Linked DNA regions of Homo sapiens: all the other regions are linked to region 3. A link is a contact called in ENCODE Hi-C or POLR2A ChIA-PET data. All regions are on one chromosome and are shown on one strand. Each heading gives the region's core, a stretch centred on a gene start or an enhancer-like site at or near the end of the contact. The rest is flanking DNA. Distances are from core to core; before and after follow the strand shown.

Region 1 (3,068 bases), core at 190-2,689, 890 kb after region 3:
ACCTCATCTCCTACTCTCTGCTCTTGCCACTATGGTTTCCGTGCTGTTCCTTGAACCCAAAAAGCACACTCCGTCTCAGATCTTAGTACTTGGTGTTTCCTCTACCTGGAAAATTCCTCCTCCAAGGTAGCTGCTTAGCCTTCTTCCTCACTTCCTTCAGTACTAGCTCAAATGTCAGTAAGGCTTTCCCTGACCACCGTTTTTTCTTTTCTCTACCATTTCACTATCTGACATGTATTTACTTGTCTTCCCCTTACTTAGATTGTAAGCTCCATGTAAATATGTTTTGTTCATAATCCCTAGCACTTAAGAGTTCCCAGCACACAGTAAGGTGCTTAATAAATATTTGAATGAATATATAACAGACTTTGCAGCTAACCAGGATATCTTGAGGTCGGAGGCTGCTGTTGTTTCTCCAGGCTCCCTCAGGATGCACTGTTGCCAGTCAGCGTTACTCATTTTATTCCCTAGGGAACAGTGGGTTTGGTAGAACTCTCTTCTAAATCTCTTTTTCATAGAATTTAAATTATAAATTGGTCATTTACTGTTGTCACACAATATTGCGTTGCTGAATTTTCCACTGATTATATTCATTTTATTTCCTCCCAGAACTTGGTTTCTTGTTTTTCTGCTCACTGTCCACACCCACTCCACCCCAAGGCTGGAATAATTCTCTTGGAGCAAAAAAATCATCTTTTTCTTTGTATTTCATTGAACGTTCTCTTTACAGTGTTAGGTAAACCTAAAAAAAAAGGAAACAAAAGTCTAATAATTCGTAATACTCAGGCCTACTGGATGTATAACATCATAGGGTAGCTGAAGACTCTTTGTGAGGCCAGAGCTTTAGGATTTAAAAAGCCACCAACCATGACCGTGTCCGACACGTTCTACAGAGAACTCCTAGGTTACTGGGTGATTGTTTGGTGGGGAAGCGGCGAGTTGTCTTTTTTTCAAAAGACGTTTTGGGGTATGGAGTTTGCTCGCTCTGCATACAGAAGGAATTCTAGAAGCTGGGATCGCACCACCCACCCCACGCACCCCTTACTTGCAGAAACCTTTGCCCCCCAACCCCCACCCCCACCCCAAATAAGGGCTCTTCAAGGGGCAGTTGCCAGCTCCAGAGCCAGCTGCTTGACACCTATTGTCCCCGTTTGGGCGTCAAACGATTTCGCCTGAAGGACCCTAGCGTCGATTGCTCTCAAAACTCAAGGGGCCTTTCCTTCGGCCTTGCCGGGGCCATCCCCACCTGCGTCCAGGAGGCGCCCCACAGCGCCGGGGCCGGGGGACGGCGGAGAAGCTAGCGGGCGGCCTCTTCCGGGCAGGCGTTCGCGCCGGGCAGCCCGAGCGGCCGCGAAGGCCCCCGCTCTCCGCTTCTCCCGCCCCTCGCGACCCAGAGGGCTGCTGGCTGGCTAAGTCCCTCCCGCTCCCGGCTCTCGCCTCACTAGGAGCGGCTCTCGGTGCAGCGGGACAGGGCGAAGCGGCCTGCGCCCACGGAGCGCGCGACACTGCCCGGAAGGGACCACCACCCTTGCCCCCTCAGCTGCCCACTCGTGATTTCCAGCGGCCTCCGCGCGCGCACGGTGAGCGCCACCCGGGACCGAGCCGCTGCAGGGGAAGAGGGCCGCTGCGCCCGGGTGTCCTTTATCTCCGGACCCGCTGGAGCTTCCGAGGGGCTTGCCCCCAAGTCCCCCCACCCCACCCCGGTCATTTCCCATGCCCTTCTCTGCCCCCAAGCCCCGACCTCTCTCTTTCCTCCCTTCTCCGGAAGCCGGCAAAAGCCGGCCCTCCCCGGTAGGGACCGTTGCAGTGGCCGTTGGCGGCCGGCGCGGCGATGCCCCGCCTCCGGCGCGAGCCTCGGAGCCCCCGGGCTGGTAGGCCGAGCCGGCGGCTCCGCGGGGGAGGGGCGGGTCGGGGGGCGGTGCGAGGCCCAGCCGGGCGCCCCGCTGGCGGGTCGCGCGCGCGCCCGCGCACTCTTCCTGCCCTCGAGGCGCGCCGCGCCCCCTCCCCCACCCGCTCGCGTAGGCTACCGCTCGCTGCGCGTTTTGTCCCGCGTCTCGCCCCGTCCGTCTCCTGACTGGCCGCTCTTGTCCTTCCTCCCGCTTTTTCTTCTCTCTCCTTGCGGTCTGAAGATGCCCTCGGCCACCAGCCACAGCGGGAGCGGCAGCAAGTCGTCCGGACCGCCACCGCCGTCGGGTTCCTCCGGGAGTGAGGCGGCCGCGGGAGCCGGGGCCGCCGCGCCGGCTTCTCAGCACCCCGCAACCGGCACCGGCGCTGTCCAGACCGAGGCCATGAAGCAGATTCTCGGGGTGATCGACAAGAAACTTCGGAACCTGGAGAAGAAAAAGGTGCCAGGAGTTGGCGGGGAAGGGAGGGGTGGCTGCGGCCGGGCTCTGCGGCCCCTCCGACCCTGGTCGCTGGAGCCTTCGCTTCTTTTCGTCTCGGGAGCGTTACTAGGTCCCCTCCTCCCACCCCCTGGCCCACACGCCCCGTCTCCACGTTCAGCGGGAGCTTCGTGCCCAGAAAACGGGCTCTTGGAAGAGGCACTTGTCACCTGACTCGGACGCGGCACTGTACCCCAGGCCTCTTTATTACTCTTCCGCTGTGGGTCCGGCTTTTTGGCCTTTAGGAGTGGGACATGTGAGGGTGGGGGCCTGTCGTCAGGACTTCACTGTATGGTGCCCTTCTTTCCGTCTCTGAGGCCCGATTTCTCTGACGAGGGCCCAAAATGAAGAGGTCCCTGCGCGGGGGGCTCCGGGTTCAACCGACCGCCTCGTGGAGTTGGGGCGGCCTGCGTCCTGCAGCCTTGGGGTCTGTCCGCTCGGTTACCATGCACTCGAGACCTGTCGAGCGTCCCCTCTTCTTCCGTAGGAGAGAAGTGTGTTTAGAATCTTAAGGTAGAACTGCCTTTCCGGCAGGCCCATTTTGAATGGGTCTTCGATTTGCTACCCCCGCGCCCATGCGATGGGCTCCCCTGCGTTTCCCTCTTTGTTTCAATTGTTTAGGTGTCCCCCCGAGCCTCAGGCTCAGCTCAATCGCGAGATGATTTTCTGCAGCGACTTTTTGTTCCT
Region 2 (3,447 bases), core at 866-3,365, 940 kb after region 3:
ATCACGAGGTCAGGAGTTTGAGACCAGCCTGGCCAATATGGTGAAATCCCGTCTCTATTAAAAATAAAAAAGTAGCCAGGCGTTGTGGCATGCGCCTGTAGTCTCAGCTATTTGAGAGGCTGAGGCAGAAGAATCGCTTGAACCCGGGAAGTGAAGGTTGCAGTGAGCAGAGATCGCGCCACTGCATTCCAGCCTGGGCGACAGAGCGAGACTTCGTCTCACAAAAAAAAAAAAAAAAAAAAAAAAAAAAAAAAAAAAAAAAAGGCTGTATTGTTTGGGGTGGGGTTGGTGGCTCACTTAATAAAGTTACCATTTAAAGAACATTCAATGCAATGAACAACATATATGGACCAAGAGATGGTAAGGAGGCTTGTTGGAGTGGCCCATGTGAGAAATGGATTCCAACTTAAGGTGCGGATGGGGTGGTGGTAGTGAATGGATTCTATGGATTCCCTATCTCACTGGTCACTACTCAGTATCCTTTGCTGATTTCTCCAGGTCTTGGATGTCAGACTTCATCTCTAGCTGTGTTCTTCCCTGGGTGATCTGATCCAATCCCATGATTTTGAATATGATCAGCATTTTAGTCCTGAATATTTCTAGGCCCCAAACCTCTCAAAACTCATATTCAACATCTTGATATGAATTTCTCAATATTCCAAGTCAACTCCTTGATTACCCAACACCAGTTGTTCATTCATCCAGTTGCTCAGAGCAAATGTTTTGGGTGCCATCTTCAATGTACTTTTATAACCTGCATCTAATCCTTAAGTGAGTCCACGTGGTTCTAACTTGAATATCCAGAGTTATCTTATACTTCTAACTACTACCACAACTACCATCCTAGCACAGGTGACTACAATAGCTTATAATTGTTCTCCTTTTTCTACTTTTGCCTTCCTGTGATTTAGTTTTTGCATAACAGGAAGCCTTTTAAGAGGGCAAAGCAGATTTTCTCATTTCCCTGTCCCCCACAAACTCCAGTGGTTTCTCATCATGACTAGAATTAAATTCTAAATCTGGTCCTTCACTTGCCCACTGCTTTGGCCACACTGACTGCTTTGCCAGGACTCCCCCATCTTGGAGCTTTTGTATGTACATCTTTGGCACGGGGAAGTTTTTCACTCATATTCTCAGGGCTCATTCTTTCTAAATTTCAGGTCCTTGTTCCATCCAGTGTCACCCCGTCAGAGGCCTTCAGTGTTCGTTTCTAAAATAGTATCCTTAGTCACTTTACTCACTGGATACTTCTGCTTAATAGCATTTAAAACTTAACCTAGAATTAACCACGAGGGGCAGGAACATTTTGGACACTATCCCTTGTGAGCAGAATAGTGCGTGGGCATATTCACATTTTGCTGAATGAACTAAAAAATTTCATGATGGATGTTGGATTAAATGGGTAGTGCTGCTGATGACATTAAAAGTGTATCTGGGGAAGGGGTTTGGATTCAGACATTTGCGGTATCCAGGAGGAAACATCAAGCAGTTGATAATGTTTTTTGAAGTTCAGCGATCTGCCCCAAAGTCAAGAATGCAACACTATGTATAGGTTGTCCCTGTAGTCATGTTCTTGGAGTTCACTGGAAGCCCAGGGGGAGTAATTTCATTTGACGACCATATACAGGCCTAATGGGAGCCTGCAAAGTACAGCGGCCGCAGTCATGGGTAGATTACAGGATTCCCATCTGTAAGATCAGTACTGTGGGGGTGGAGGGCCAAGCGAAACCAATAAAATAGGTCTGTTGGCCGAGTTTCCTCAACTTAACGGGGATCGGTTAAATTGAACACAAATCGTTGGATCCGTCGCGTTTCGCGTAACCAGGCTGACGCTGAAAACCCTGGACCTACGTGGGCAGGCCCTGGGGTGCGGACATCTATTTTGCCCTTCTTAGCCGAGGTACTTTAGCTGGGATATGAAGAGTGAAGAGGCAAACCGCAGCCAACACCCAGCTACCGCGAGCAGTGGGACTAAAATGCGCAACCGCAGTGGACATCTAGGCCTCAGCTCCGCTTCTGGTGGCTTACGTCATTACTCAGCGACAGCCTTGAGGAAGGTCCCTTCTCGCTCGCCATCTCTGCGACTTTAATGCGCTTGCGCACGTGCTGTCTACCAGTTCCTGAGAGGGACGCGTGCCGCGGAGCCAGGCTTACTACGTGACCCGGACACCAGGCATACGCTAGGGGCAGTCAGCTGTGCCTTCTCTTTCGGAGTTGTTCCGTGCTCCCACGTGCTTCCCCTTCTCCACTGGCTGGGATCCCCCGGGCTCGGGGCGCAGGTACCCAACGCGGGAGGGCCGGGTATGGATGCCAAGATCGGTGTCTGTGTTCTTCCTGGGTCGAGAGGGGACCGGCCTCAGGATGAAGGCTCTGCATCCGGACGGATACCTGGCCTACGCCGTTTGTCCTCCACCCCTCTTTTGGGGCGCTCCAAGATAACAGAATCACCTCTCCAATACGCAGCCGCTCTCGGCGCGTGCTTCTCGAGCGTCCTCGGGGATTTGCGTGGCTCGATAACCACCTCTAAGTAGTGCCTGTAACTGGGGAGTCGGGGTGAATGGGTGGGTGACAACAGTTGTTTTCCGTGGAGCTTGCCCGCAGTGCCTGGCTGCAGGTCTGGGCATTATACTTAGGGTAATCTGATTCCAGATCCTTCCACGTTCTTAAATCCTTCACTGTGCACATTCCTTTATACTCTTTATTCAGCAGTCACATTCAGGACTTGGTTTTGTTTGCCAGTGCACCTAAAATGGTGCCTGCCACATAGATGTTATGTGTAGATAGACGAATGAGTGAGCGAAAAATAATCATCTCCTTCAAGGCCTTCCCCATCCAGGCCTTCCATGACAGCTTCAGCCCATAGTAATCTCAGCCCTTCCTTCATCTGACCGGTCCCTCAGTATAGCTATTTTTTTTTTTTTTACATCTAATTTTACCTGTGTTCTTGTTCCTCATCTCATTCTCTTAAATACCTTCTTCAAGAAGAATGCAAGCTTGAAGTCAAGGGCCTTGTGGTACTACTTCTGGGGCTCCCACAGTAGCTAGAGCAAAAGGCAGCCCCCATTAATTAGTTGTTGATTGATTTTTGCGGGATCTTTATGTGGCCGGCAACACAAGGTTTACAAGTTGGGAAGATTGGCGAACTGGGAAGAGCTCAGGCTTTGGAGTCAGGAAGACTTGAGTGTGAATTCTGTCTGTCGTTTTTCTGCCTCGGGATATTTGAATTCTTTATACTTTCTCCTTTACGTATAAATTGGGGTCCTTGACAGTGACTTAGTGTTTTATAGTAAGACATATGCTAAAATCTGTTTGGATTGGAAGGTTAGAAGGGACAGTTAAGGTATGGTAAGTTTCAGTAAATGAGCTTTATGTTTATAATGCAGTAGGTACCAGAGTTTCTAAGTAGCATGTCACTTTTACATCTAAGTAGCATGTTACTTTTACAGT
Region 3 (3,079 bases), core at 259-2,758:
TAAAACATTCAAGAGGTCATGGTAACATTTCCGTGTCTTTGTAATTTTAGATAAATTCTAAGAATTAACAATGAATTTCGAAAACTTTCAATGAAACCTCAGTTCATTAGTCCTTCACTTTCAGATAACAAATACTAGATCAGAAAAGGGGTAAACAGTTTTGATACAGTAATTTTAAGACTTTGCATGCTTGGGCATGCTAACACTATGTAAAATGTAAATAGTGCGAAGATTTCTGGACTGAAACCAGTCCTCGGGCAAACACAAAACAATTTAATCAAACTGCCGACATAATGAAATCTACAGTCTTACAGACTATGCAATAGAACGCTCCTATTTTGCCTCATCTCTGCCAACCTCCAATAACATCTTCCACGTTATAAGCTAGGGAACCTGAAAAACGAAAACCTAAGTGCATGTCGTTGCTATGGCAATGGGAAATTTCAGGAAATTGAGACTGCAGGCTACCTAGCCTCCATTTTAGAAACTGTATTTATCTAAACACACCAGGACTTAGATCGAAAAACACATTTAATGGCATTTTTCATAACTATTTAGCTTCCTCTTTCACACTAAAAGGTAAATACTATCCTACAAAATTCTGAATACAAAGAGCAAAAGAAACAAATCACACTGATCTAACCTAAAAGTGTGAATTTTAAAATATTTAGTTGTCACTCATATTTACTATTAAAACAGATGCTTTTATTTACAGTGGCCAAAACAGACTTCTCATTTTCAACTTATACCTGCAATGTTTATGTAGCTGGAAAAATGAAAACGAAATGTGGCTAAAAGAAAAGAAAACGAAAGAAAGCCACAAAATTCCCAAAACCTCAGCATAACTTGCTTCTTTCTTCACTCGCTCTCATTAAGTCTTAATTCTCCAGATTAGCTTTGTCTCAAATATTTCTCAAACTAGTAACCTATTTCTGGGTACAGTATATTTGGCGGGGTAAAAGAAACACTGTCAAGTTTTTCTAAAACGTCGGGTGCACGTTAAAATAATTCCTATCCACTCTAATACCAAAACGATATCAAAGGAAAGCATCCCATCTGGAGTAGTCCCATGAATCTAAATAGGACGAAGCAGCCTACCGCTATTGTCTAAATCAAGTATTTACTCGTATTCATGCCTAAGAGAGAGAAGTAAAAAAAAAAAAATTAAATCTTAGATCTTGCTCCCCATTCCCACCACTCTTCTATATACCCTGTCCCCCGGGTTCACTAGACCCAATTCCTTCCTCAGCCGAACATGTCTGGAGCAGTCGGAGGAACAGACGTGGAGAAGAGGTCGCCACGAGGCCCCACCACTCTCCTTCCTCACCTGCTCCGTGGCTCCGTCTCCTGACATGGCCTCAGCTGATTACAACGTGCGCACTGACCGTCGATGGGAAGCTAGAAAAGAAAAATTAAACTAAAAACCACCCCCAAATCAGTAAAGTTACCCCCTGCCCAGCTGAGCCAGACCGCCAACACCAATCGCCACCGCCCACTCAAATATGAATTAAAATGGCTGCGCCCCTGCCGGCCGAGGAGGAGGTGTGTGGCTTCCGCATTAACTTCCGGGGCAGTGGGCGGGGCTAATTTCGCGACTCTGGTTATTCCGAGCGTGCAGAAAGCAGCGAGATCCCGGGGCGGGCCCAATTCCTGGGCTGACGTCACTACCCTGGCTTGGAGAGGCTGTTGCTGAGCCGGCTCCAACCGGCTGGAAGGCGGGAAGCTGTTTCGCCTGGAGGCTCGCGCGCTTTTTGGAATTCAGTTATCAAGCTTTAGAGCCTGGCTACTCACAGTTGAAGCCTGATTGCAGGTCAGCAATGCTAAACGTTAAATGCCTCTTATATTTAGGGGATAAGGACTCCGTGGAGGTTTTCTCTGGTCCCAGCTCCTGCTTTTTACTTTTCTTGGGGGTGGGAGGGATAGATCAAGCCCCCATTAATTTTTACTGCCACCGTCGACTCTTGTGTAGAAAGCTTTGAAGTCTGAGACCTGGGTTTTCAGCTCAACATCTCAGCTTGGTTCCTTGACTGCAAAGTAGGTATAATTGTTTGTAGCCCAGACTGCTTGGATTTTAACGAAGATAAGTAACTCTGGTAATTAAACTTCGTACCTCAGCTTTCTGGCCTATAGATGGGAATAATAATAGTACCTGCAAGTGAAATAAATTATACATAGAAAAGTGTTAGAACAGTACCTGGCATTAAGATTAAATGAGATTGACTGGGCGCGGTGGCCCACGCCTGTAATCCCAGCAGTTTGGGAGGCCAAAACGGATGGATCATTTAAAGTCAGGAGTTCTAGGCCAGGTGCGGTGGCTCACGCCTGTAATCGCAGCACTTTGGGAGGCTGAGGCGGGCGGATCACAAGGTCAGGAGATGAGACCATCCTGGCTAATACGGTAAAACCCCGTCTCTACTAAAAATACACACACACACAAAAAAAAATTAGCCGGGCGTGGTGGCGGGCGCCTGTAGTCCCAGCTACTCCGGATGCTGAGGCAGGAGACTGGCGTGAACCTGGGAGGCGGAGCTTGCAGTGAGCCGAGATCGCGCCACTGCACTCCAGCCTGGGCGGCAGAGCGAGACTCCGTCTCAGAAAATAAATAAATAAAGTCAGGAATTCAGGACCAACCTGGCCAACTTGGTGAAATCTCGTCTCTACCAAAAATACAAAAAAAGTAGCCGGGCGTGGTGGTTTGCGCCTGTAGTCCCAGTTACTCGGGAAGCTTAAGCAGGAGAATCGCTTGAACCCGCGAGGCGGAGGTTGCAGTGAGCCGAGATTCCAGCCTGGACTACAGAGCGAGACTCCGTCTCAAAAAAAATAAAAAATAAAAAATTAAATGATACTAAATCTTCTCAAACTGCTCTTCCATTTAAGCGTCATCGTTAGATGTCTGCAAGCATTTCTCGCCTACGGGGGTCCAATGCCCTAAAATAACCTAGTGAACTGTTCCCAGACTCGCCTTATTCTTTTAGGTCTCCTTTCCTCTGCTCAAACTTACACTTACTCCCTTTCCACAGGCTGAAATCTTACCCTTAAAATAATCAGACACATGAGCAAAAGATATGTATTAACAGAT

The links. Hi-C counts contacts between places; a loop is a spot of excess contacts on that map. ChIA-PET counts read pairs that join two places held with the same protein, here RNA polymerase II (POLR2A). Pooled maps may share reads with other maps.
Region 1: a loop to region 3 is called in a map of B cell, with 8 times the contacts of the local background. The contact joins the promoter of CAPRIN1 here to the promoter of CSTF3 in region 3. A Hi-C loop is called at or near these places in 7 of 168 maps with a recorded cell type or tissue (B cell, CD8-positive, alpha-beta T cell, chondrocyte and 4 more), 3 of 37 single-sample maps with no recorded cell type and 21 of 50 pooled maps. POLR2A ChIA-PET finds 5 or more read pairs at or near these places in 1 of 52 experiments (activated CD4-positive, alpha-beta T cell).
Region 2: a map of ascending aorta shows a loop between it and region 3 (12-fold over the local background). The contact joins the promoter of NAT10 here to the promoter of CSTF3 in region 3. A Hi-C loop is called at or near these places in 1 of 168 maps with a recorded cell type or tissue (ascending aorta) and 13 of 50 pooled maps. POLR2A ChIA-PET finds 5 or more read pairs at or near these places in 1 of 52 experiments (activated naive CD4-positive, alpha-beta T cell).

Annotation. Positions count from the first base shown.
Region 1 is chr11:34,050,292-34,053,359 of GRCh38, forward strand. CAPRIN1 (cell cycle associated protein 1) reads left to right here and starts at 1,440. Exons shown (of 19, transcript NM_005898.5): 1 at 1,440-1,580; 2 at 2,130-2,345. The coding sequence starts at 2,130. It overlaps LOC101929918 (a long non-coding RNA gene), which reads right to left and starts at 3,036. Exons shown (of 3, transcript XR_931177.3): 1 at 2,028-3,036; 2 at 380-742. RefSeq lists silencers at 1,095-1,294, 1,154-1,703, 1,744-2,043 and enhancers at 2,654-2,723, 2,794-2,863, 2,934-3,003, 3,034-3,068.
Region 2 is chr11:34,103,514-34,106,960 of GRCh38, forward strand. It overlaps NAT10 (N-acetyltransferase 10), which reads left to right and starts at 2,116. Exons shown (of 29, transcript NM_024662.3): 1 at 2,116-2,279. RefSeq lists an enhancer at 1,869-2,328.
Region 3 is chr11:33,159,972-33,163,050 of GRCh38, forward strand. It overlaps CSTF3 (cleavage stimulation factor subunit 3), which reads right to left and starts at 1,509. Exons shown (of 21, transcript NM_001326.3): 1 at 1,328-1,509. The coding sequence starts at 1,354. CSTF3-DT (CSTF3 divergent transcript) reads left to right here and starts at 1,686. Exons shown (of 4, transcript NR_034027.1): 1 at 1,686-1,810. RefSeq lists enhancers at 1-738, 1,474-1,893.